Linked DNA regions of Mus musculus: all the other regions are linked to region 3. A link is a loop called in an ENCODE intact Hi-C map of the cell type or tissue named here. Cell type or tissue: left cerebral cortex. All regions are shown on one strand.

Region 1 (8,000 bases), 80 kb after region 3:
TCTGTATTTGCCAGGCACTGGCATAGCCTCATACGAGACAGCTATATCAGGATCCTTTCAGCAAAATCTTGCTGGCATGAGCAATAGTGTCTGGGTTTGGTGGCTGATTATGGGATGGAACCCTGGGTGGGGTAGTCTCTGGATGGTCCATTTTTTGCAGATGATGGCCTAGTCAGCCATCATTGGGAAGAGAGGCCCCTTGGTCTTGCAAACTTTATATGCCCCAGTACAGGGGACTGCCAGGGCCAAGAAGTGCGAGTGGGTGGGTAGGGGAGCAGGGAAGGGGGAGGGTATAGGAAACTTTCAGGATAGCATTTGAAATATAAATAAAGAAAATATCTAATAAAAAAAGAAAAAAAGAAAGGAAAGTTGGGTAATAATAATAATAATACACACACACACGTATGCAAGGTATGATGTCATATACTTTAACATCAGCATTTGGAAGACAGACATATGTGGATCCCTATGAGTTTGAGGCTAGTTTGGTCTACATAGTGAGTTCCAGGTTAGCCAAGGATACACAATGAGCCCCTATCTTAAAAAAACAGTAAACTTAGTTGGGAAGATTAACTTCTAGTTTTGTATATAGAGTACAGCATGGGAACTATTAATAATAATAATCTAATACATTCAATAGCTAGAAGGGAGACTTTTGAATATTTCCAACTTGAAGAAATGATAAATATCTGCAGTGATAGGATATATTTTGATTACTTTGATTTGACTGCTGCATCCTATCATCTGTGCTGTATTGTATTGTACCACATGCTATGAATATGTATAATGATTTTGTCAATTAAAATTTTGAAAATATAAAATTTGAATACATTGAAAGACATCAGGGATTCTTACATACAGGGGAAAGGGCACATAAGAACACGGTGAGAAACTGTTCAAAGACAAAGATTTAGGAGAAAGATTTATTCTTTGATCTTGGGCTTCTGATCTGATGACGTATGAGAAAAATAAATCTCGTGTTGCTTAAGCCAAAACAAGTAACCATAACACCTATGAGTCTCCTTTGTTCTCTGACCCAAGGCTAGGGCAAGATAACTGTCCTAGTTGTCATGGCTCCTGAATTCTTGGGCCATACAAACCAGAAGTAGGATGTATACATTTCTGGGGTCAAAGAGGAGAATCCAGGATGTAGTGCTTTGAGGGTTAGGAGAGGAAGTTTAAAGTGACATTTTAGTTGAGATTTAAAGTTCAAGTAGGAATCAAGGGTGATTGGAAATGTCAGATGATTATTAAAACATGCACAGTGGATCATAAATGAAAAGTCTACTTTTGAAAAGAGATGTGTAGTTTTCTAGAGCCCACTGTTTGAGGCAAGGAGTCATAAGAGTTGTAGCTGGAGAACTATATAGAAAGCAGATCGTACATGGCCTTGGGCTTTGAACGGAAAAGCAGGTCCTACGCAAGGAGAGAGATTCACAGCTTGAAAGGTGTTTATCAGAGAATAACATGAATCCTGTTCTCTCAAAAGTCCTTTCAAGGAGCTTGTGTGGAGTAGAATGGATGGGGAAGATAGCCCATCTTGGGGTCTATTACTATATCCACTTAGGCAAAAGCGAACAGTATGAGGAACTCTACCCCATAGGATTGAGAGCAGATGGGTTTGTCAGATCGTTGGGAGTCAGACTCTATAAGATTAGTGTTGAGTTGAATACAAAATGTGAGAGAGATGAGTAGGGAGTGAAGATGCCTCACAGTTCTGGCTCTTGCTGCATTGCACTTTCTTTTTGTGGGTGACTGACTCATCAAGCCAATGGATCTGAGTATTGAGTCTCTAAGTGATTTATTTGGCTGAGTGTTCTGTAGATGGATCTGTATCTTCCCACTTATAGTCCCCACTGCTGTTCTCATCTCTGAATTCTGTATCTTATGTTCTCTCTTGAGACTTTACCTAAGTTCCAGGAAGACTCTGACTGGGCATAAGGGGTGATACAGGGGAAGACTAGGGAATTAAAGATGGTTGCATGTTTCAATTTGCTGTTTTATTTCCAAGAAAATAACCTCCTTTCCGACTTCAGTATTTGCTTTGAGCTACAGGATAAATCCCCTGTCTATTTTTGTCTGCCACTCAGTGTCAACGTGGTGATACTTGGAGAAATGGACGAATAGTTTTTCTATATCACAGAGGGCAAGGAAGACATGAACTTACTTACTTGTTATTTCCTTTCTTTCTGAGTACCTACCAGTATCTTTCCTTGGAAGGTTGGGAAGGGGAACCAAAGAAAGCATTGTTGGTTCTGTGGAGGTTAAAGCACCCCTTGTCTTGTTTTTTGAGCTGAAAATCCGTCAAAGGCAAAACAAACATCAGAGCGGAACTGTCATCTGCTAATCAAGATGTGTAGGTGAAAGGGAAGGCTAGGGAGCAAGAGAGAGATGCCTGACAGATGGCGCAGTTTCCCACAGACAGAGGACACCTGGACCACTGCACAGGGGCCAGGGGATGCATGAAGGAAATTAAACGTGCCCAGCACAGGCTTCTGGCAGGGATGGGCAGAGGATGCCTTTGGAGCCATCTTTCTGGACAGCACCTTTAAGCTGCTATAGTTATTTTAGGGAAAGCCTGGATATTTCTCTAACCTTTCCCACTCTGCCTTAGAAACAAGAGGATGTAGCTCAGTCTGCAGTGGAAATGACAGTGCAGCAGGAGGCATCAATTGTGTGAGTTTTTGAGACTGACTAGAGCTGTTCCAAACGAGCTTTTCCACAAGCTGGGGTGGAGCGCTGCAGAGTGTGATGGGGGCCCTTGTTTCCATCAGCTTTTCAAAACATTCCCAAGAAGTTTGATCTTGCTTGGCAGGAACTTCCTACCGGCTGTGCTGGTGAAATAAGGGGGACTTGCCATTTTGAGCTATTTTTCATCCTGGTGACACTTTTTGAAGAACTACATCATTAGCCAGGCTGAAAGTGGTTTTCAAACATTTCTCTGCTCAGGCATTCCAGTCAGGGCTAGAGAGGCTGGTGCGGAGAGGGGGGTGACCCTGGAACCATGCAGGAGGGGGGATGGCCCTGCTTTGGGGCTGCATTGTTTTCAGAGCTAGCAAAGGGTAGTGAGTAGAGTCTTTGTGGGTGTGTCATCCCCCCAAAAGTCAGGAAGAGTAGCCTCACACTCTACTGATGTGTCTTAAGATGCTTTCTGGAGTTTCATCCAGGCCCTTCAACCTCACTTTTATGTCTCATCAGAAACTGATGAGCTCCGGTCTCTGTGAGAGGATCCTCTGATCACAGAGATTTTAAAACCCAAATTCTTAGTTTTTATTCTTAAAATATTGAATTTCTTTTTTCTTTTCTCTTCTTTTCTTTTCCTTCCTTCCTTCCTTCCTTCCTTCCTTCCTTCCTTTCTTTCTTTCTTTCTTTCTTTCTTTCTTTCTTTCTTTCTTTCTTTCTTTCTTTCTTTCTTTCTTTCTTTCTTTCTTTTTTAAGTGGATTTTCAGTCAGACATGGAGGCTTACCTCTATAATGCCAGCTAAGACAGGAGGATTGTCCTGAGTGCTAAGGTAGTCTGGAAAACAGGATGCAATCCAGACAAGTCTGTGTTACAGAATGAAATCCTATCTTGTTCCCTCTTCACAAAAGAAAAGTGTTGGGGGGGGGGCGGTAGGGGGGTGGAATCTTGGAGCTGACTTTAGAGTCCCTGAATGTGATGATTTACATTGGGAAGTGGCCACCTGCATTCTTTTTTTCTTTTTTGACAGGGTTTTTCTGTATAGCCCTGGCTGTCCTGGAACTCACTTTGTAGACCAGGCTGGCCTCAAACTCAGAAATCTGCCTCCTGAGTGTTGGGATTAAAGGTGTGTGCCAGCACTCCAGTCAGCCACCTGCATTCTTAACAAGCCTCTGGGGGGTATAAAATCCACACAGACGTTTGGAAAGTGTTATGTTTGAACATCTGTTCCTGAGCATTCTACCCTCCTTGGCTGTAGAATTTCTGTAGCTAGGGGACTCAGAGCCACTGTGGGCTTGTGCCACAACAGTGGTTCTGCGAGTTCCAGCTGAGAAATGCTGGAAAACCCAGGTCCAAAACAGAGGCTACCACAGGGCAGCCGCCAGGGCGCTGCTGGAAATTCAGAGGGAGCTGTCAGGCCCCTCAGCCAGCTGGGAGCTCGGCTCTGATTCTGAAATGTCAGGGCTTCTCAGGATGCCTCTCTGGAGAGCTGACTGCTCCCAAAGAACGAGATAATAATTGCATTGAAAATTCAGGAGAAGCAGAAGGCTTGTAGAACACGTTGGGAATTTTAATCACTTTCTCAGAATGGCTTTGATTAACATGCCTTCCAGCCCTTTCTAGGTGTGTCCAAAGCCTTCCTAGTTTTAGCTGACAGGTAATTAGTGCTCTAGCTGAGAAGGGAATGGCAGGCTGCTCAGATCAACTAAGACAATGCATACAAAGACACCACAGCAACTGTAAAGGCTCCAGCTGGAAAGGAGAGCTCCTGACCCCAAATGCAGTTCAGACTCCTTTCACCCGGAGCCACTCAAAGACCCATACACATCAAATCATCTAACACCATTGCTCGGTTGCTCAAGCTGTCTTCCTCCTGTCCAGAATGCACCGGAGATCTGTGCTTTTTTCTGCCTACAGACTCTACTCATTTCTCCAGGCTGAGTTCATGTCAGATGGCTTGGGAGCAAGGCCCTTCTCCCTGGCAGAATCAAGCACTCTGTGCTTTCCCATGTTAAGGCATTTTGAAAAGAAAAAACCTGTACAGTTTCTGGCATGTAGTAATTACACAGAAAATATTCTCTTCATTTAGCTCAGTTTCTTTCTATGCATGTCTGTCTCTTCCAGCATAAGAAATGAGCTTCTCAATCTTGGTATTCAACAATGACTACACAAAGCCTGGCTAATGAATGCTCAACAAATGTCTGCTGAATTAAAGCAAGAATATCAGTAAGAGCACATAACCTGGAAGATGTGAGAGAGAACGGACTTGCTCAGATGGGAGTCCTTTCCAAACACCAGATCACCCTGGGTTCATCCAAGAACTATAAGGACAAAAGGAACACATGTGATTCTAATCTATAAGTACCAAGAAAATCCTACCAATATCCCCACAAGGATAGCATGCAGTCTTGTTTATCACTGGTGGTGCTTTATGTTGCCTTAACTCAGAGTTCAAAAAGATACACAGAGGGGTTCCCTGGGCCCCCTTCCCCCAGGCCTCAGTTGTTCCTCCTGCAGTGCGGGACACAGAAAATCATGACCATATGAGTAATTCTGCCTTTTCTCCCTTCTGACACATCTTTAGGAGACAGGTGTCATTGGGGGTAGGTGTGTTATGGCTCTTCAGAAACAGAGCCATTTGTTACAAGTAGTAGGAAGCATAAGTGACAGGGCTGGAGATGGAGAAGAGACTCATAGCTGCTTTTTTATTCTTTTTCTTCAACTTTTTCTGATGCCACATTACATGATAAAATATTCAAACCTACAAGTAAAAGAGAATAAAACTCACTACCCTGCTAGCACATCGCAAGGAACATTCTATTCCAAGCTTTGGCCAACAGCTTTATTCCTATATGATGATCAATATATAGGAATAAATCATATATCAATATCATATAGGAATAAATCATATATCAATATCATATAGGAATTTCTTAAAAATGCAGAATCTTAGATATAAATGTGGTGACAGATGCCCTTACTGCCAGCATGCGGGAGAAGGAGAGTGAGGCAGAAGGATCTCTGAGTTTGAAGCCAGCCTGGTTTACATAGTGGGTTCCAGGCCATTTAGGTTACACAGTGAGACTCTGTCTCAAAACAGACAGACAAACAGGCAGACAGAAAGCAGAAAAAAAGAACCCTAAACTCCAAGGAAAACAACAACTAACTTACAGAATCTCAGGTCCTGCCCTAGACCTACTAAGTCAGAATACAACTTTTAAGAAGATCCATAGGTTCAGGCATCGTGTAGCATCAAACAATTGTGCGTGTAAAGAAAACCAGGAAAAACAGTTGTAAATGATGTTTAAAAGATATTATATTCAAGATTTGGGGAAAATGAAACGAATTTTCTAATAAGAATTACTAAGGCCTGTCATGGTGAGGTGATAGGAAATATTCTGTGAGACTATATTTCATAAAACAGGGTGGATGGTACTTGTGGAAGAATGACATTTGAGGTTGTCCTCTGGTATACACACACACACACACACACACAAAGAGAGAGAGAGAGAGAGAGAGAGAGAGAGCGCCAGTCAAACACTATTCACAAGATTGTTTTAATTATTCTAAATCCTTTTTAATTTCTCATGAAAGTCAGCCTATCTTTCTTTTTAAACAAACACTGACATTTTGACTGTGTTTTCAATGACCCTGTAGATTCTTTGGGAAAATAGATATCTCAATAATGTCTGGTTTTGCAATTCATGAACATAATCTGCATTTCCATTTCTTTAACTCTTTTAATTTCCCTTGACAGTGTTTTATAGTTCTCAGCATAGGCTCCTTTTATTAGAGGTCTAGATGTCTAAATTTTTGATAAATGATATATTTTTAAAATTATTTTATTATTTTATTATTTTACATTTAGAATGTTGTCCCCTTTCTCAGTCCCTTCTCCATGAACTCTGCCCACCACACCCGCTTCCCCTTTGCTTCTAAGAGGGTATTCCTCCACTTACCCACCCACTCCCACCTCATTCCTCTTCTCTGGGGCATCAAACCTCCTTAGGGCCAAGCATATCGCCTCTCATTAAGGCCAGATAAGGCAGTCCTCTGCTACATGCATAGCAGGAGCCACAGACGCCCATGTATGCTCTTTGGTTGGTGGCTTAGACCCTGGGAGCTCTGAGGGGTCTGGTTATTTGATATTGTTGTTCTTCCTATGGGTTGCAACCCCCTTCAGCTCCTTTAGTCCTTCCCCTAACTCTTTCATTGGGGTCCTTGCACTCAATCCAATGGTTGGCTGTGAATATCTGCATCTATCTTAGTCAGGTGCTGGCAGAGCCTCTCAGAGGACATCCAAGCCAGACTTCTGTCTGCAAGCACTTCTTGACATCAGCAATAGTGTCTGTGTTTGGTGTCTATAGATGGGATGAATCCCAAAGTCTCTGGATAGACTTTACTTCAGACTCTGCTCCATTTAAATTTTTTTTTTGTCCCTGCATTTCCTTTAGACATGAATAATTCTGGGTTAAAATTTTTGAGATGGATGGGTGGCCTCATCCCTCAACTGGGGGCCATGCCTACCTACTGGAGGTGGCCTCTTCAGGTTCTATCTCCCTGTGGTTGGGCATTTAGGCTAATGTCATCACCATTGGGTCCTGGGAGCCTCTTGCATGCCTGGTGTCTGGAACTTTCTAGTGGTTCTTCCTCCCTTGTTCCTCACTCCGTACTGCTACATATTTCTACTCATTCTCCTGGACTTCTGGGTTTCTCTCCTGTCTCCCCCCCCCATACCTGATCCTGCTCCCCTTTTCTTTCCCCTCCCCTCTCTCACCCAGGTCCCTCCTTACTTCTGCCTCCCATGATTATTTCATTCCCCCTTCTAAGTGGGATTTAAGCATCCACACTTTGGCCTTCATTCTTGTTAAGCTTCATGTGGTCTGTGAATTGAATCATAGATATTCTGAGCTTTTGGGCCAATATCCACTTATCAGTGAGTACTATGTGTGTCCTTTTGGGCCTGGTTTGCTTCATTCAAGATTATATTTTCTAGTTACATTCATTTGCCTACAAAAATCATGCAGTCATTATTTTTAATAGCTGAGTAGTATTCCGTTGTGCGTATATATACCACATTTTCTGTATCCATTCTTCCATTGAGGGACATTTGTTTTTTTCCAGCTTTTGGATATTATAAGTAAGGCTGTTATGAACATAATGGAGCATGTGTCCTTCTGATATGGTGAAACATTTTTTGGATATATACCCAGGAGTGGTATAGCTGGGTCTTCAGGTAGAACTATTTCCAGTTTTCTGAGGAACAACCAGATTGATTTCCAAAATGATTGTACCAGCTTACAACCCCACCAGCAATGGT
Region 2 (8,000 bases), 97 kb after region 3:
TTCTTCTCCAAGCCTTTTCTTTGAATTTAGAGGCCATTAAAATTGTATCTGGACTATATTATTTTCTAATTTTGCATAAAATCATTTTCTAATTTGAAATGTTCTATTTCTTTATCTACTTTTTAAACAACCCATATTAAAACTATCTACTTAGCCTGGTGCTATAGATGTACAGTAAATATTTGAATACTGGAAGAATAAATATTTAAATATATTTCTGAGTTTTCTCCTCCAATAAAGGCAAACATGAAAATAACATCTATTAAGTTTTCCTTTATATTCTTTTATTTTCTCTTGGAACACTTTCTTCCCTTCAGCCTCCACATCTTAGCTGGATATTACCTTTTCCTGTCAAGCATAGCACCTTCTTTCTTTTCCAGACATGATTCTAAGTGTTTGCCACCTTGATCTCAGTACAGTTAATGGTCAAACACCTACTTTTGTAATTGTTTGCACTCATCTATCCTTGCTTGCTAGACTTTGAGCCATTTCAGGACATGCCTGTTCCTTCTTCATCTTTGTAGCTGCAGCATATGGCACATGGCCTTGTCTGAAGTAGGTTAATAAATGTTTGAATGTCAAGAAAAAGAATAAAGCAATTCAGTCTTGCTTATATAACCTACTGAACATTTCTCCCCTGAATTCTGTAACAGGAAAACTTACTTTCAGCACATTTTTACTGGGTTCCTGCTTTATGCCAGTTTTTTTTAAAATATAGATCATGGGATATTATCATGGTCCATCAGGTGAAGAAGACCTACACAGCATGCCCATTAGCATATTCAAAGTAATCTAGATTCAGTACTTAAATACCAGCATAAAGAAGGTGACTAAGAGAGTGGGGGAGATGGAGATGACTAATTTCATCATGGAGTTCAAAGATATTTGTAGCTTGAGGTTGACTATAAATGAGTAGAATTTTAGCAGGCAGGCATGGATATGGGAAACTTATGTCATGTAGAGGGAATAGTTGTCATTCATGTATCAATTCATTCTACAAGATTTAATGGAGGACTGAGGTTTCTAGTATGAAGACACTTTTTTTTTCATCCTTGTATTCATGAAGACTTAGTATGATCCTGGTGTATGATAACTTTTCAGTCCATTCTTATTGTGAGATAGTTTATGAATAGTGAGGTAAACAAGACAGGAAAAGATAGTTTAAACCAAAGTGGGAAGGATCCAGTTCTGCTTGTGTAGGTAGTCACCGAGGGTTCTTGACTTTGGGGAGGATACAGTCACACCTGGTTAGAAGTGAAGGTTAGATTATGGAAGAAGAGTTAGGAAGCACTGTATACCCTTTCCGTGTCTCCAGTACATTTGCTTGTATTCTTAACCCCAACAGAAGAAGTTAGAGCATCTCTGGGAGTTTCAATGACCTTCTTGTAGAGGAAAAAATGCACATGCTCATGCACATAAAATTTAGTAACTCTTAAGTTGGACTTAAATAAGTTGGACTGCAGAAGTCATCAAGCCCCACCTAATCACTGGGGACTTCACCTTGATTCTTTATTGTCTCATTCCTAAAAAATAGGTTCAAAGCAACGAAGCTTTAAACTTTAAAGCTTTCTACATATTCTAGAAATGTTTACAACAGAAAAGAGTAAGGGATAACAACATGGCTTAGTGGGTAAAAGTTCTTGCTGGCAAAATCTGACATTATGAGTTTGACCCCTGGAATTCATAAATGAAGAAGGGAAGCAACTCCTGGAAATTGTCCTCTGGCTTCCTTATGAGTGTATCCAAACTCACACATATCTACCATACACATACAATAATTAAAAACACAACAATTTAAAAACTAGAGAGAAAGAACACTATAAGAACTCTAAACTTCTTTTAAAGAAAACATTGCCCAGAGAATAAAATGTTTAAAAAGGGATAAAATGAATTAATACATGCTCATACAAATCCATAATATAACTAAAATTGACAAGTTTAAAAGAAGCAAAGAAATTTCACTGAGAACAGAACAGATATGAATAAGAAAAGGATGCTTACAGTGGAAGATTCCAATACCAGTTAATAGAAACTATGGAAGGGGGGGACGTAGGGAGTAGATGAAAATTGAATTATCAAAGAAATATTTGATAAAGTTTTTCACATGTGTGTGTGTATAAGATGCACATTTGTGCTAGGCATGGTGGGTCATGTCTTTAATCCTAGGACTCTGGAGGCAGAGGCAGGAGACCTTTGAGTTCGAGGCTTGCCTGGTCTACAGAGCAAGTTCCAGAACAGTCAAGGCTACACAGAGAAGCCCTGTCACAAACAAACAAGCAAACAAGCAAACAAACAAACAAACAAACAAACAAACAAAGGGCCTTTGTGCATATATGTGTATTTGCTGTTATGTTAGTGCATGTGTGCATACAGGTGCACTTGGTACGCATGGGTGTCAGGTCTCAAAATTGATGTTAGTTGTCTTCCTCAGTTAAGCCCAGAACTCCCTGATTGGGCTACTTGTATAGTTCCAGGATCCCATCTCTGCTAGAATTGCATGGGGGCCAGCATGTCCAAGAAACTTCTTATGTCATTTCTGGGGATCTGAACTTTGGTCTTCATGCTTACAATGCAACTGCTTTGCCTGCTCAGCTAGCTCCCCATTCCTGATAGCCTTTTTCAAACCATATATATATGTATATATATATGTGTGTGTGTGTGTGCATATATATATATATATATATACATATGTATGTATATATATGAATAACACTTGAGTATTGTGCAGTGTGCAGCTCTAGAAGGGTACAATTCTAATTCCAGGCCACTATCTCTGACTTGCAATGGTTCCATCATGTAACAGTGATACTTATTTAAATAAAAACTGTACTTTGATCTTTTCTAGGTCCACTGATAGGACAATTTCTTGAGATGCTGGGCAGCAGCCACGAGTTGAAGCTCCCTATCATTCTCCATCATAGGTGATGGATGGGTACTCAGCCATGTACCATAGTACATGACACCAGTATTTTTGAATATTTTGACTTCTGTTTTAACATACCACCATGTCTAAAAATTATTCACCTGTGCATATACATGAGATATTCACCACTTTGTTGTGAAAGTGACTGACTCTGTGTTAGATGATTTCATCCAACTACAGGCTAATTCAGATATTCTGAAGTTCATCTTCCTAAGTGCCTTAAAGGTACTCTGGCTGAAGATGTTTTCAAGCTTCGATGGATTAACTTGGATTCAACCTTCGTGTAAGTCACTGAGCAACTGTGCTTCATGCTTCTTCAAATTGAGGTTTCTATTAATTTCCAGGCTTATGGAGTATCTTTGCCTCTTAGGGACAAGACCAGGGGTGGGGCAGATTACTGTGAATGGAGTTTATTCTATAGACTTTTCAAAACATGCTTTCATTGTTTGTCTCTTACACATATGTGTTTAATATGCATTAGAGATCTAAAATTAAAAGGGGAGAGGATTTGAGATGCACATTTGAGATAGACTCATTAAGATTTGGCAACCTATGAGAGACAGATAAAAAGGAGAAAGCAGAGAATATTCTGCTAAGTAAAGAAGAAACGAAACCAAACCAAACCACTACTAAGACAATGACAAATCCCGTAAACAGAAGAAATTAGTGCCATAGAAGTAAAAAAAATACATGACACAATTTCCAGAGCACATGGTGGACAATAGTGCCACTTGCTGGTAAGTGGGGAATTATACAAGCCTTGGGTTTCAGAGCCACAGTTCCTAATGGCTGCTTTCTCACCAAAAGGATGAGAATCGCTTTTGCTGCTGTTTTTATAAAATACAGTGACATCCTTGATGGAGTAAGATGCCATTTTCAATATTATATATTAGAAATATTCTCATGAAATTAATGAGTATTGTCCAAAGAAAAGGTTATGCTATTGAAAATAACTTTTGTTTTCAAAATTATAAGTTATTTCCATGGTCCTGGGAAAGATAGCTTTTCTTTTAAATTTGAAGAAGGTCAGGTGACACTTTCTTGACAGAGAGATGGATCTTGGATTTTAGGATCTGTTTTTGGAGAATCCCAGGCAAATTCTCTAGCCCAGAAGGGTAGCCACATGAGACTACAATAGACAGATCAGCCTTCTTCCAGCTGCCAGACTCAAGCTGCACAAGAAGGCTCTTCCCCTGGAGTAGATAGACAGTGGAGGCCTGAAAGTGATGTTCCTCACCTAGTCCAGGAGGACTTCCCAGAAACCACAAACCACATCCTGAGTCTCAACCCAAGAAGAGACAGAGATGACAGGAAGGAGAAACAGTCTGGATGGAATGTGGTCCAATTTTATTACTGTCTGACTGTCTTTTACTCTAGTTCAATGAAGGAAGCCTCCCACAGAAATCTATCTCTGATAGATCATGGACCTGTGGAGGAACCCCCTAGTGACTCCTGCCTGGTATCTTCAGTCCCAAAGGAATGCCTCAACCTTTACTACCATTTGGTTTCATGGAATTTACTAATAATGACAAGTCAGACAGCAGATCAATAGACAATAGTCAGTTGTTGTGCGACAGGAGTGGGGTTCTGAGAAGCATACCCTTACATAATTTTGTAAGTAAGTGACTATCACAGATACCTAGACAGTTAGCCCATTGCATACCTAGCCCTTCAGGCATCTGCTCCTTAATTGAGAAGTCTCATGCATGCTACAGATTTCTTCGGGAAAGCAATCTACTCTCACAAGCAACTTATCTAGAGTGTCCCAGAATTCTTAGCTGTTTTCACATCAACTCACAGAATAAATAATGAGTCCAGAATTACTTAAACCTCCAGATTGCAGACGTCAGGCCCACCCTTTCTCTCAACATTGAAAGCAAACTCTGCCATTGTCATTGATGGTCTCAGTGCTGATGTAGCTCAGTGCCTGATCTTCAACTCAGGTCACCAGAAGTTATTCCACATACAATATGGGCTCTTCTTGAAACTGTTTTTGTTTCCTTGCCTTCAGTGACTTCACAGCTTCTGACATCTAGCAATTATTCTTCAAGATCACAGGTAAGTGGGACATGCCTGATGAGAGAGAAATAACCATCATTGATTTTTGTGCTTTGTGGTCCCTAGTCATTTCTAATTCTGTTTCTAGGCCAATCACTCACCATTACTGACAAAATTAACAGTAGATCCTGTTCAATTAGAGGCCAGAGTGAACCAAGCACATGATTATGTCAAACATACAAGAAAGAGATGCTGAAGCTGTGAAGAATGAGCACTTTTCTTTCTATTAATAGGAGTATACTCTAAGACTAAAAAAATACAGTAGAAGAAATACAACTCAGTAGCAGTCACTTATTATAATTGTTAAGGATTGTATACACTATATAATTATATGAGGCTGGTGGCACAGTAACACAAATTACACATCCAGCAACACCTTAAATAAACAGGTGACTAATGCATCACATTACAGTGTGATGTCACTATGATTATGTCATCACTAGAGGCATATTTTAGTTTAAGTATAATATGGGCACTGACATGTGACCTATCATTGATTTAAATGTTGTAATGTGATATATGATTGTTTTGTATTTGTTGACTTTCCTGCTGAGATGGGAAGGTGTCCTAGGACTTGGAAGTCTAGGAATCACACAGCTCAGAGATGGGTAGGTATCCAAGTGGAAGGGCATCCTGAGACACAGGAGCCCAAGAACCATATAGCTCTGAGGAAGCCTCCTCAGCAGAGGTGTTGTAGCTCCCAGGGGACAGTATCCCCAGCTGAGCTGAGGAGCTCAGGGGTCTCAGCCTTGCTCTGCCTTTCCCATTCTTCCCTTTTTATCTTCATTGCTTTCTGTCTTCTTCTGATGAGAGAGTCATACCAGGCAGCACATCTCATAAAAGAGATTTATTGTAGGGTCCAGGGTCTGGAGGGACAAATCCAGGAGTGGCTCCTGGGAGGGAGCAGGCAGCTTCAGGGAACTGCACAAAGGGCAGTGCTTATATAGAGGATCTTGGGGATGGAGCTTTCTAGGGTGGAGATTTCCAGGGTGAGAATTAGTAGAATTTTAAGTCCTGAGCTTGGAGAAGCTCAGGGATTGGTAGCTTCTGCTTGGACTTTTCTGAATGTCTGGAAATGATCATTGTGACAGTTATAAAGACTGGAAAAGTCTTTATGACAGTTAAGGATGTCATGGGAGGAGACTGGCTGCTGGAGTTCTTCAGGTAGAGGCCTGGAAACTTTCTTGCTTTGAGATTTTACAATGTTTACAAAGGGAGCTCACAGAGGGAAATCCTTCCCTGCCTCTTGAGTGGCATTAACAGTCAACAGTAATACTTGTTCTTCTCTCAACATTTCACTTAGAAATCCATTTACACACACACACACACACACACATACACACACACACACACACACACACACACAGACACACACACACAGACACACACACACACACACACACATACACACACACACACACACAGAGAGAGAGAGAGAGAGAGAGAGAGAGAGAGAGAGAGAGAGAGAGAGAGGTATATATGTGCATGTATCTAACTATGTATGATCTTTTCTTCTTTGGACCATCATAGCCTCTAACTTTTATTTAGAGTCTAAATGAACAGGATCCATTAATGTCAATAAGAGCCACATTGAGGCATTGGTTCTCTTTCCCCTCTTTGTTCCAATGCAGGTACCAAGGCAGGGATGTGGAAACTACAAAGGAAGAAACCAGTGAGGCAGTTAGGGATGCTGTACTGCAAACATCTCGACAGGCTTGATTTGAGGCACAGTGGCTCATGCCTTTAATTCCAGCACTTGAGGCAGAGGCACATGGATCCCTGTAAGTTCAAAGCCAGACTGGTCTACACTCAGAGAGTGAGAATTCCAAGACAGCTATCTCTAAATAGACTTTGTAACAGAAAAAAAGTAAACTTGCTCTCTTCAGAGTTTCTGGGCATTTTCAAATTTTTATTTCTCCTCCTCCTCCTCCTCCTCCTCCTCCTCCTCCTCCTCCTCCTCCTCCTCCTCCTCCTCCTCCTCCTCCTCTTCCTCCTCCTCCTCCTCCCCCTTCTCCTCCTCCTCTTCTTCATCCTCCTCCTCCTCTTCCTCCTCTTCCTCCTCCTCCTCTCCCCCTACCCTCCTTCTACTCCTCTTTTTCTTTTTCTCCTCCTCCTTCTCCTCCTCCTTCTATTCTTCTCCACCTCCTTCTCCTCCTTCTCTTCCTTCTCCTCATCCTCCATGAATTGCTCCAGTTTTCTTGGCAAATTTCTGCTCTTTCTTCATGATTTTGATTAGCTGACACTGTCCGTGAGAAGCATTCTTTCAATTAGTTAGACAGTAAGCCTGGGGGCAAGATGAACATTCCTTTGGGAACGTGATTATACTCCTCATGTATACATAGGAAGAAGGCATTTTGAATCAGCTCAAATATGCATCAAAGGAAGAACTATGGAGTAGCCACAGCTCCCCACTCTTCAGGAGAAGGATTTTGGGGGTCACTAATTGGCTGGTCAAGGACTCAGTGTCATTGATCACATTGACAACAAATAATCAGAGGGAAAAAAAAAGAAATAAAGAAAGGGGCAATCAGCCTCAATAGGATACTGTGTCACTTCTACCATTTGGCTATTGACACTTATGAATTTTGAATACTCTGAGATGAAGACATGTAGATTCCATCCACCTTCTGGGTACTATAAATAATTCTGCTATGAGCATGCAAATACAAGTGTCAGCTTGAGCCTCTGAATTCTGGTTATTCTGGGTATACACTCAGAAATAGATGGATCATATGGTAATTCTATTTTTATTTTTTAAGGATATGCTGTTCTGTTTTCTATAGCATTTATACCATTTTAAATCCCCATCAACAGAGGAAATGTGCTCCAATTTCTTCACATCCTCACTGACATGTTTTCCCTCTTTTCATTTTTTTCCCAACCCCTTTAGATTTTTTTTTCTATCGGAAAGGGCTTGCTGAGAAAGTCCAGGCCAGTTTCAAACTTAGAATCTTCCTGCCTCTGTCTCCCAAATTTGGGATTAGAGAACTGTGATTCCCATGAGATTTTCTAAGGGTGA
Region 3 (8,000 bases):
ATTGAATTAATCAAGGTGTCTACATTTCAAAGTGGGAATAAAATTGTTACCTTTATGTTAAGGTCTTTTACGAGATTGCTATGTGTTTAACATCAAAATGGGCCATGAAAGAAACGTCTTTCTACCAAGAATATCAACTGTTACATCAAAATGTAGATTAATGTTCAAAGGTCATACAAGCAAAGGAAAGTAGGTAAAAATCCTATTTCGACACAAAGAACAAACAGAAGCCAGGTAAACATAAATTAATGCCTCTATTTTTTGTGTATTCCCTTTATCTTTCTTGTTATAGTTTCCATTAATACTTCCCACTATATATTAGGTAGGGTTATGAAAGTTTACCTGAAATGATTTTATGTCATGTACTCTAGAGGGACAGACTACTTATGTGTCATTAAATCCCAAAAGCAGTTGTGTACAATTCACATAACACACATAAGGCAAAAAGACTGTTGAAATAAAATGCTAATCATATTTCAATTTTAAGCATTTGTTTCAAGAATGATACCACAGATAATAAGTAATTATGTAAATTAAACTGGGCTACTAACCTAGCAGTTGTAGCATTTGCCTTTTATTCAGTTTAAAGGGGGAAACAAATTGTTCAGAAGCCAAGAGGGTTGGTTAAAGCAATGGAGTACTTTTCAGTTCAGCTTGGGAGAAAGCTGCTCAGAGGGGAATTTTCTGCATCCCTTTGCCATAAACATGGAAACCAAAAGATAACCAGAAACATGGGGAAAATGGGAAGAATTTCTTAATCTTTCTAAAGGCAACTGGCATGTAATATAAAACTGTCTGCTTTGCAAATATAAACCTAGTTATGAACAGAAATGTCCCTGGTTCCCTGCACAATAGACTACTTGTAGGGATCACATAGGACAGGGCTCACCTGATTCTGTCTGTCTGCTGGCAGCTCTCAGCATGTGGCTGTAACTTGCAGGTGTTCTTTCAAGTCTGATCATTTCCTGAACCTCCTTTTTGTAATCCACTCATTAAATTGTGCATCCTCCATATGTTTGAGGTTGATTCTGCTTTTCCAGTGCTGTGATGGTGACAGTCCTGTTGTGGGATCTGGATGTTTTTCTTTTTCTTTTTTTTCTTTTAAATTGAGGAACTCTGAAGGTATCTTGTAGTAATACTTTGGGTACACTGACTCTCACTGGCTTATGTACAGACCATGTTTATATTGTTGTTCTCATTTTATCTGTTGGCTTGCCATTTCTTAATGAAAACTGTACAGAACCATCTTTAAAAATTGCTACCAAACAACTGACATTTAATTCAGATCATGCCTTACGTGTAACGTTCCAAAGATGATAATTTCCTTTTTGATCCAGTCATTATGGGATAACAGCAATGATTTATATAAAATGTAAAAAAGCATTTTGTGATTCATTTAACCTCTATATAGTCTTACACTTAATTTGTGTGGTTTATTCAAATAGTGTTTTTTTCTTATGAAATCATGTAAGTAGGAACCATCTGGAAAGGTTACTGTAGAAACGGCAGGGCCTGGGGTGGGGGTGGGGCTAGAGAGCAAAAGATGCCATGACAACCTTTTTCGGGTTTCCCAGGAAACACGGGTTGCTATGGGAACTGCATCAGTCAGGTCCGAATTAGTAACTTCCGCTGGAAGGGGTGTCTGACACTTTAATCTTCCTGTGATACTGCAGAAGCTTATCTCTCGGATGCATCAGGAATTTCTGTTGTTTCTCCCGGCAGCACTGAAAATGAGTTTCTAGACTTTCGTAGATATTGGCTGGGGCATGAACTCACAACTTCATTGGAATCTGTGTCTAATGTTTTCAAAATGCTTTGCAAACTTTGAAGAGTTAATAGCCAGATCAGGACATTCGGGGCATTTCCCTTTTGGTTCAAAATTATTGTGAACCTTAAGTCCTTAGGGGAGAGATTCAAACTGAAAGATCAGTCAAAAACAAAATAAATTTATAGTGGGCTTACGCGTCAACGCTCTAGTTAGACTTTCCACCCACATATCCAGAGGTTAGGTAGTTACAATAACTAGTCCGGAAATAATATTGAAAAGTCCACCAGTCAGGAGCTTCATTTAGGTTCCGCCTCCTTTACTTAGTAAAGAAACAACTATCTTTTGATTTTGAGGTTAAACAGTTACTCTGACTCTATAGTTTCACTTCCTCTCAGGATGTGGCTGTAGGGCTCACACAAAAAAACCACGCTTAATGTAAGTTTGTTGGTCACAAAATTAAGAGACAGGGAGAGAGAGAAAAAAAGAGCTGAGAGAATGCAGCCCACTTGCAAAAACAGGCACCTGTTTCAGTATGAAGCAATAGGGAGAATGAAGTGTGCTTCCTCACTTCTTGTACTTTCCTTGATGAGTGGTCTGGAAATGTATAAATCAAGGGCATACACAGACCAAGGGGGCATGTTCCACACAATACTGGGCACAGAATTGGCAACCGTATCATATATTAGACATCAGTGAATATCTTCTTGATGTTGACACAGGAGTTGGGGTTATTGTTCGTGGTGCAAGTGGCTGTGGAGTTGCCCGTTTTGAAGGGGGTCTGCGGGAAGGCGCTGTGGTTCATACCCCCCTCTTCGATCACCATATACTCCGACTTACTCAGAGTGGAGTTACTCCGGGCTTTTCGGAGCTCCTCGGCTGAAGAGGAGAGGTGCTGGCAACTGCCCACGTGCATGTACTGGGCTTGCTCTTCCCCTTCTGTCTCCCGGTGGTAGAAGTAGTTGAAGTTGGAAACAATCACAGGAACTGGCAATGCAATGGTCAAGACACCTGCGATGGCACAAAGAGAGCCCACAATCTTGCCTCCTATGGTCACTGGGTGCATATCACCATAACCAACAGTTGTCATGGTTACTACTGCCCACCAGAAGGCATCCGGGATACTGTTAAAACCCGAAGAAGGGTCGTCTGCCTCAGCAAAGTAGACTGCACTGGAGAAAAGGATGACCCCAATGAAGAGGAAGAATATGAGCAGCCCCAGCTCCCGCATGGAAGCCTTCAGCGTCTGTCCTAGGATCTGCAGCCCCTTAGAATGGCGGGAGAGCTTGAAGATGCGGAAAACCCTTACTAGGCGGATGACTCTCAGGATGGCCAGCGACATGGCCTGCTGCCCATTACCTTGTCGTTCAGCCAGCTCAGTGCCCAGAGTGATAAAATAAGGAATGATGGCCACAATGTCTATCAAGTTCATGATATTTCTGGAGAAGGTGGCTTTACTGGGGCAAGCAAAGAACCGCACCAGAAGCTCAAAGGAGAACCAGATGATGCACAAGGTCTCCACCACGAAGAAGGGGTCCGAGAAGCTGGAGGCTCCAGAAGGGGCCCCCGACGTGCTGTTGTTGGCAGCCTCAAACACGTCCTGCGACGGGGAGGCGGGATAGTCTTTCTCATCGCGAAACTCGGGAAGCGTCTCCAAGCAGAAGATGACAATGGAGATGAGAATGACCAGCACTGACACAATGGCAATGCCCCGGGCCGGCCCGGAGCTCTCCGGATATTCGAAGAGCAGCCACACCTGGCGCTGGAAGTCACGGCGGGGCAGGGGTCGCTCCTCCTCCCGCAGGAAGCCCTCATCCTCACGGAACTTTTCCATGGCCTCCTCACCCAGCTGGTAAAAGCGGATCTCCTCGGAGAAGATGTCGATGGGCACGTTGACCGGCCGGCGAATGCGGCCCCCGGACTGGTAGTAGTAGAGGATGGCGTCGAAGCTGGGTCGGTTGCGGTCGAAGAAGTACTCATTGCGGAGTGGGTCAAAGTACCGCATGCGCCGCTTGGGGTCGCCCAGCAGTGTCTCGGGGAACTGGCAGAGGGTCTTGAGCTGCGTCTCGAAGCGCAGCCCAGAGATGTTGATGACCACACGCTCGCCGCAGCAATCTTGCTCGCCCGCGGCGGGCAGCGCGGGTGGCAGTGGCTCGTAGCGGTCGCAGCCGCCACCGCCGCCGCCACTGCCACAGCCTCCCTGAGGCGGGTCCCCGCCACCGCCTCCCGCCGCCTCTGGCTCCAGCAGGTGGTCCCCGGGCACCACGGTCATGTCTGGCGGCAGCTCGGCGTGGCCGGGGCTCTGCAGGATGCGCGCGCCGCCTCCTGCGGGGTCCGGTGCAGGGTGGGCGCGGTGATGGGTGGAGGGCTGCGGCGGTCGAGCGCGGGAGGCGGCGGTGCTTTCCTTCCCTGCTGGCGGCTGCCGGCCCGAGTCGCTCCTCCTGGAGCTCCCCGCCCCACCGCCGCCTCTGCCCTACGAGCCCGGCCCCGCCGCCTGTTGCTGCGGCTGCCGCGAGGCTCTGTCTGGGCTGGCGCGGCCCGCGGGGCTGCACGGTCCAGACGCCTCCTCCTCCCTCCTCCGCACCCCTCCCCGCGGGGCGCGCGCCCGCCTCTCTGCCACCGCCCCCGGGTTTCCCGCCCACCGCGCGCGCGCGCTCCGCTTCCCGCTTGCCACCCTTGTTCCTCGACCTTCTTTGTCACTGGATCGCCGCCAACTTGCACCCCACTCCCCAGACTCCGCGGAACCCCTACCCAGCCACGCTGGCCTTGGAGGAACCCGGCCGCCTGACCTCGTTCCTGGGCTCTGCTTGCTCGCTCCTGGTCAGCGCGCGTTCCCTTCCCGCGCGTGGTCGAGACCTAATCTCAGGGCTGTTATACCCACGCAAGGACCACACCTCATCCCTCGAAGGGAGGCCTCCTGGCCCTTGACACTTTGCCAAGAAGGGCAAGTTCCACTAGAGTAGGTAACAAAAAGTCCCAAGCAAAGGAGGCATCCAGGCATCCAGACCCTGAATGTCTTGGGAGGAGGGGCTGCAGGCTAGGTTGTCTGGGCTAGTGCAGGATAGGATAGTCTGGGGCCAGCATCCGGATTTAGAGGGGTAGAATAATGCTAAAACCTGGGTGTTGGTGCAGTAAACGATATTTTTGGACAGGAAGCAATGGGTTAATGGGTAACATGGGGTCTCAAGTCTTCCCAGCAGTCTAAAAAGAGGGTCCTTAAAGGCATCTGGAGACCTCATTTTTATAATGGTTAGCTCAGTGCGGGCAGAATCAGGGGCAAGTTTCTGGTTGGGATTAGTGAGGGCAGTGGAAAAAAATAAGAGGGAATGGTAAAGAAAATTCACCACACCTTACTGTGTGACGAACAGGCCCAATACCTAGCGTTTAATTAACACAATGATACCTGCCCTTGCAGTAGGGAACTCGAGAAAGTGTATTTTAGCTGTTAATGTGGGAAAGCCTTCATTTTGCAGATTGTGCCTCTCTTGCTTGATATGGGCCTACAGAAAATATTATCTCCCTTAAACTGTTTCTCTAAATTGTGCTGGTTGCTTTAAACATAATTTCTGTTCCCAGACATTTAGCTACCCCAAGTATAAGTACCAGAGTTACAAAATTCTGTTACCCCCTTGAATCATTGCAATCGTTTGCAAAAGAGGAACTATTGTCTAGACATTCACTCATTCCATGAAGTTAGCTGAAAATTCAGTTTGATGTAAGAGTGATCTGTCGTCATGTTTTTCTTACCCCCTCTCCCAACTACTAAACTATGATAAAGAGGGCTTGCCCAACTTCTGTTGTTAGCAACTTGGAAATCCTGGGATCTCAGCATTTGTTTGTTGTACTGAATTCTGCAACAAGTGATGCTTTGTATTTATTTCTGTCTGCTCTGGGGAGATATTTCTTCTTTTGAGTTCAGGACCCTATTGTGATTCCTGGGCTGGGGAGCGAGGGAGAGCTGAGCCAGCAGTCCAATCACCCTACAAGTTTCTAGAGCAGCATTTGGGGGTGTAACAAGCACCAGGTTTTCGTTTGTTTGTTTGTTTGTTTGTTTGTTTTTGTTTTATCATTCCTTCATGTTTCGCTTTACAACCATCTGAGTGCTGGGCACTGCAGAGAGTGGAGTCTATTGTCAGATGAAGAAACTGGGAAACCATTTAAATCCCTCTTAAATACACAGTTTCAGAGCAATCTGTTGTGCAATGGTCAGCTTCTTATTTTAACCAGTGATTAGGGGAACAGTTGATGAATATTTACATATTTATTTTTGTAAATCTAAGATTGGGAAAGACGGAGTGTCACAAGGAGAGCTCACTGAGAGGCAAAGACCCTATTTTTAAAGACTGTTTCTTGCACTTCTATGTCTGACTGGGGAGATGATTTATTCTTACTTTTGCAGGAATTAATACTGAAATTAATATTAATCAAAGGCAAAGGAGATGAGAGCAGAGGATGGTCCCGTGATGGATGGTCACACGTTTCTCCCTGCTGTAAAGTATCTCTCTTTCAGAATGCCTATTCTCACTGCTTTCATCCATTTGCTTTGTCTGGAAGACCTTGATGGCCTTATTAGGACAGCCCTTATCTTAGAATTGAGATCTAGAGAAGTTTAGCAGTTTAGCTCACATAGCTGGTTAGTGACAGGGCTGGTCCTAAAATCTTGGATCGGTCCCAAATCTAGTGTTTGCAGTATTATATTACACTGGGAAACACTCATGCTGATCACCGTGAGCACTTGATAAATACTGGATTTCAAAGAGCAGCCTATTTGCCTCTGATTGCTGACTGTTCTCTTTCAATTCATATTTATTTGAACTGAAAACCAGTGCCTTTTGATGGCTACTTGTTCGCCTATAGGAAACGGGCTGGTGGGAGCGTTCCAGCCCTGTTGGACAGCAGAACCAGTTGCAACAAATCAATGTCAAAAGTGGCACTTCAGGGGGACACATACCATTTATTTAGTACCCCCAGGGGAGTAGCTCAAAGTGATTTGATAATGTCTCATTAATCCTCATGACACCCCTGTGAGATAATAATAATATTATTATTATAATGTTTAAGTGTAGAACTGTGGCAAAGCAAACAGCTTCTCAGAGCCTGTGCAGGATTGCTTTGCATTTCAGTCCCTAGTATTCAAGTCGAAGTAAAACCATCAGGTTTGCAAGCAGCAAGTGAGTCTTAGCATTTGGCCTTTCTATTTGCTCTACGTATAGGTTTGGCTTCTGACCTGCCGTAGCAGGAATAGAAATAGCTTCGCATTTGTTCACCAGATGGGAAGCAACATCTGGGAATAGCTCTGGGGTATCTGAGGATGTGAAAGGATTAGGAACTATCCTAACTCACATTTATAGATACAAGAATGGAGAAAGAACAATTACCCACATACTAGGCATTGTGCTTTCCTAACTTTAAATATATAGACCTGTCCGTTATTAAGAATTCAACTTACACAGAATTCAGAAGAAAGGCTATAAGTCTGTGCCTTTAGTTAACAATACAAGAATTCAATGCTTTTAATTAACAATACAGGAAAGTAAAGAAATAGCATAGGATATAACCTGTAGCCATTCAGCCCATTGAAGCCAGGCAGGGTCATGGTGATTCTGAATCATATCAAGTTAATTTCTATATCAGTCTTCATACTTTCTCTTCCCTGTCCCTCAAATGCTCTTTCTCTAGATTTTCACATGACTTGCTCCATAACAGTATTTCTTCATGTAAAAAGTAAGTAATGCCTTCCCTCACCGCTACTGCCTGATTTTAAATAAATACTCTTTCCTCTCTCTTCCATCTGTGCTCTGTTAATCTGCTTCCCTCTCCTCCTTGGATTAACTTACTGAAATTATATTTTGTGTTTTTATTTACATGTATTAGTTATATATAACAATAGATTTAATTATAATTTTATATACTTCATATTGTATTTTAAAAGTCATACTCACTCCCCTTAACCTATCTTCCCACCCCCAAAAGATTCTCTTCTTCCTCCATCTAGTCTCCATTCTAGGTTCATGGGTCTCTCTCTCTCTCCCTCTCTCTCTCTCTCTCTCTCTCTCTCTCTCTCTCTCTCTCTCTCTCTCCTTCTCTCTTTCTCTCTCTCTCTCTCTGTGATTTTTTAAAAGGGAGATTATGTACAAGATTATGGATTCTCCATCAGTGGTGGAAGTACTGAAAATAAGTTTTCTTTCCCAGTGACCATTATCAGGGAGAGAGAAGTGAGACCTCATGAGCCTCC

What was found. Hi-C counts contacts between places; a loop is a spot of excess contacts. Peaks named below come from ENCODE experiments on the same cell type or tissue, not always from the same donor. Only the 100,000 strongest peaks of a DNase experiment are listed, where the experiment ranks them.
Region 1: it touches region 3 in a loop (2.0-fold over the local background); 7 of 42 quality-filtered maps call a loop at or near these places.
Region 2: a loop joins it to region 3, with 6 times the contacts of the local background. A loop is called at or near these places in 6 of 42 quality-filtered maps.

The regions. Positions count from the first base shown.
Region 1 is chr3:106,952,124-106,960,123 of GRCm38, reverse strand. The region is part of intron 1 of Gm27008 (a long non-coding RNA gene); the gene reads left to right. Among named protein-coding and RNA genes, the nearest start is that of Gm27008, 25 kb to the left of the region's middle. In left cerebral cortex, CTCF peaks have their summits at 3,838 and 4,048; DNase peaks (open chromatin) are centred at 2,443, 2,764, 3,905, 4,049 and 1 more place; H3K27ac peaks cover 918 bases.
Region 2 is chr3:106,935,943-106,943,942 of GRCm38, reverse strand. It overlaps Gm27008 (a long non-coding RNA gene), which reads left to right. Exons shown (of 6, transcript XR_867553.3): 3 at 2,846-3,206; 4 at 4,935-4,981. Among named protein-coding and RNA genes, the nearest start is that of Gm27008, 42 kb to the left of the region's middle. In left cerebral cortex, a CTCF peak has its summit at 3,657 (motif pointing left); DNase peaks (open chromatin) are centred at 728, 3,659 and 7,719; H3K27ac peaks cover 213 bases.
Region 3 is chr3:107,032,460-107,040,459 of GRCm38, reverse strand. Kcna3 (potassium voltage-gated channel, shaker-related subfamily, member 3) reads right to left here and starts at 4,298. Exons shown (of 1, transcript NM_008418.2): 1 at 2,331-4,298. The coding sequence starts at 4,037. The coding sequence ends at 2,451. It overlaps AI504432 (expressed sequence AI504432), which reads right to left and starts at 956. Exons shown (of 2, transcript NR_033498.1): 1 at 890-956. Gm38712 (a long non-coding RNA gene) reads left to right here. Exons shown (of 4, transcript XR_003954542.1): 4 at 1-894. In left cerebral cortex, no CTCF peak of the experiment used is centred here; DNase peaks (open chromatin) are centred at 3,329, 3,699, 4,090, 4,402 and 5 more places; H3K4me3 peaks cover 5,021 bases; H3K27ac peaks cover 4,939 bases.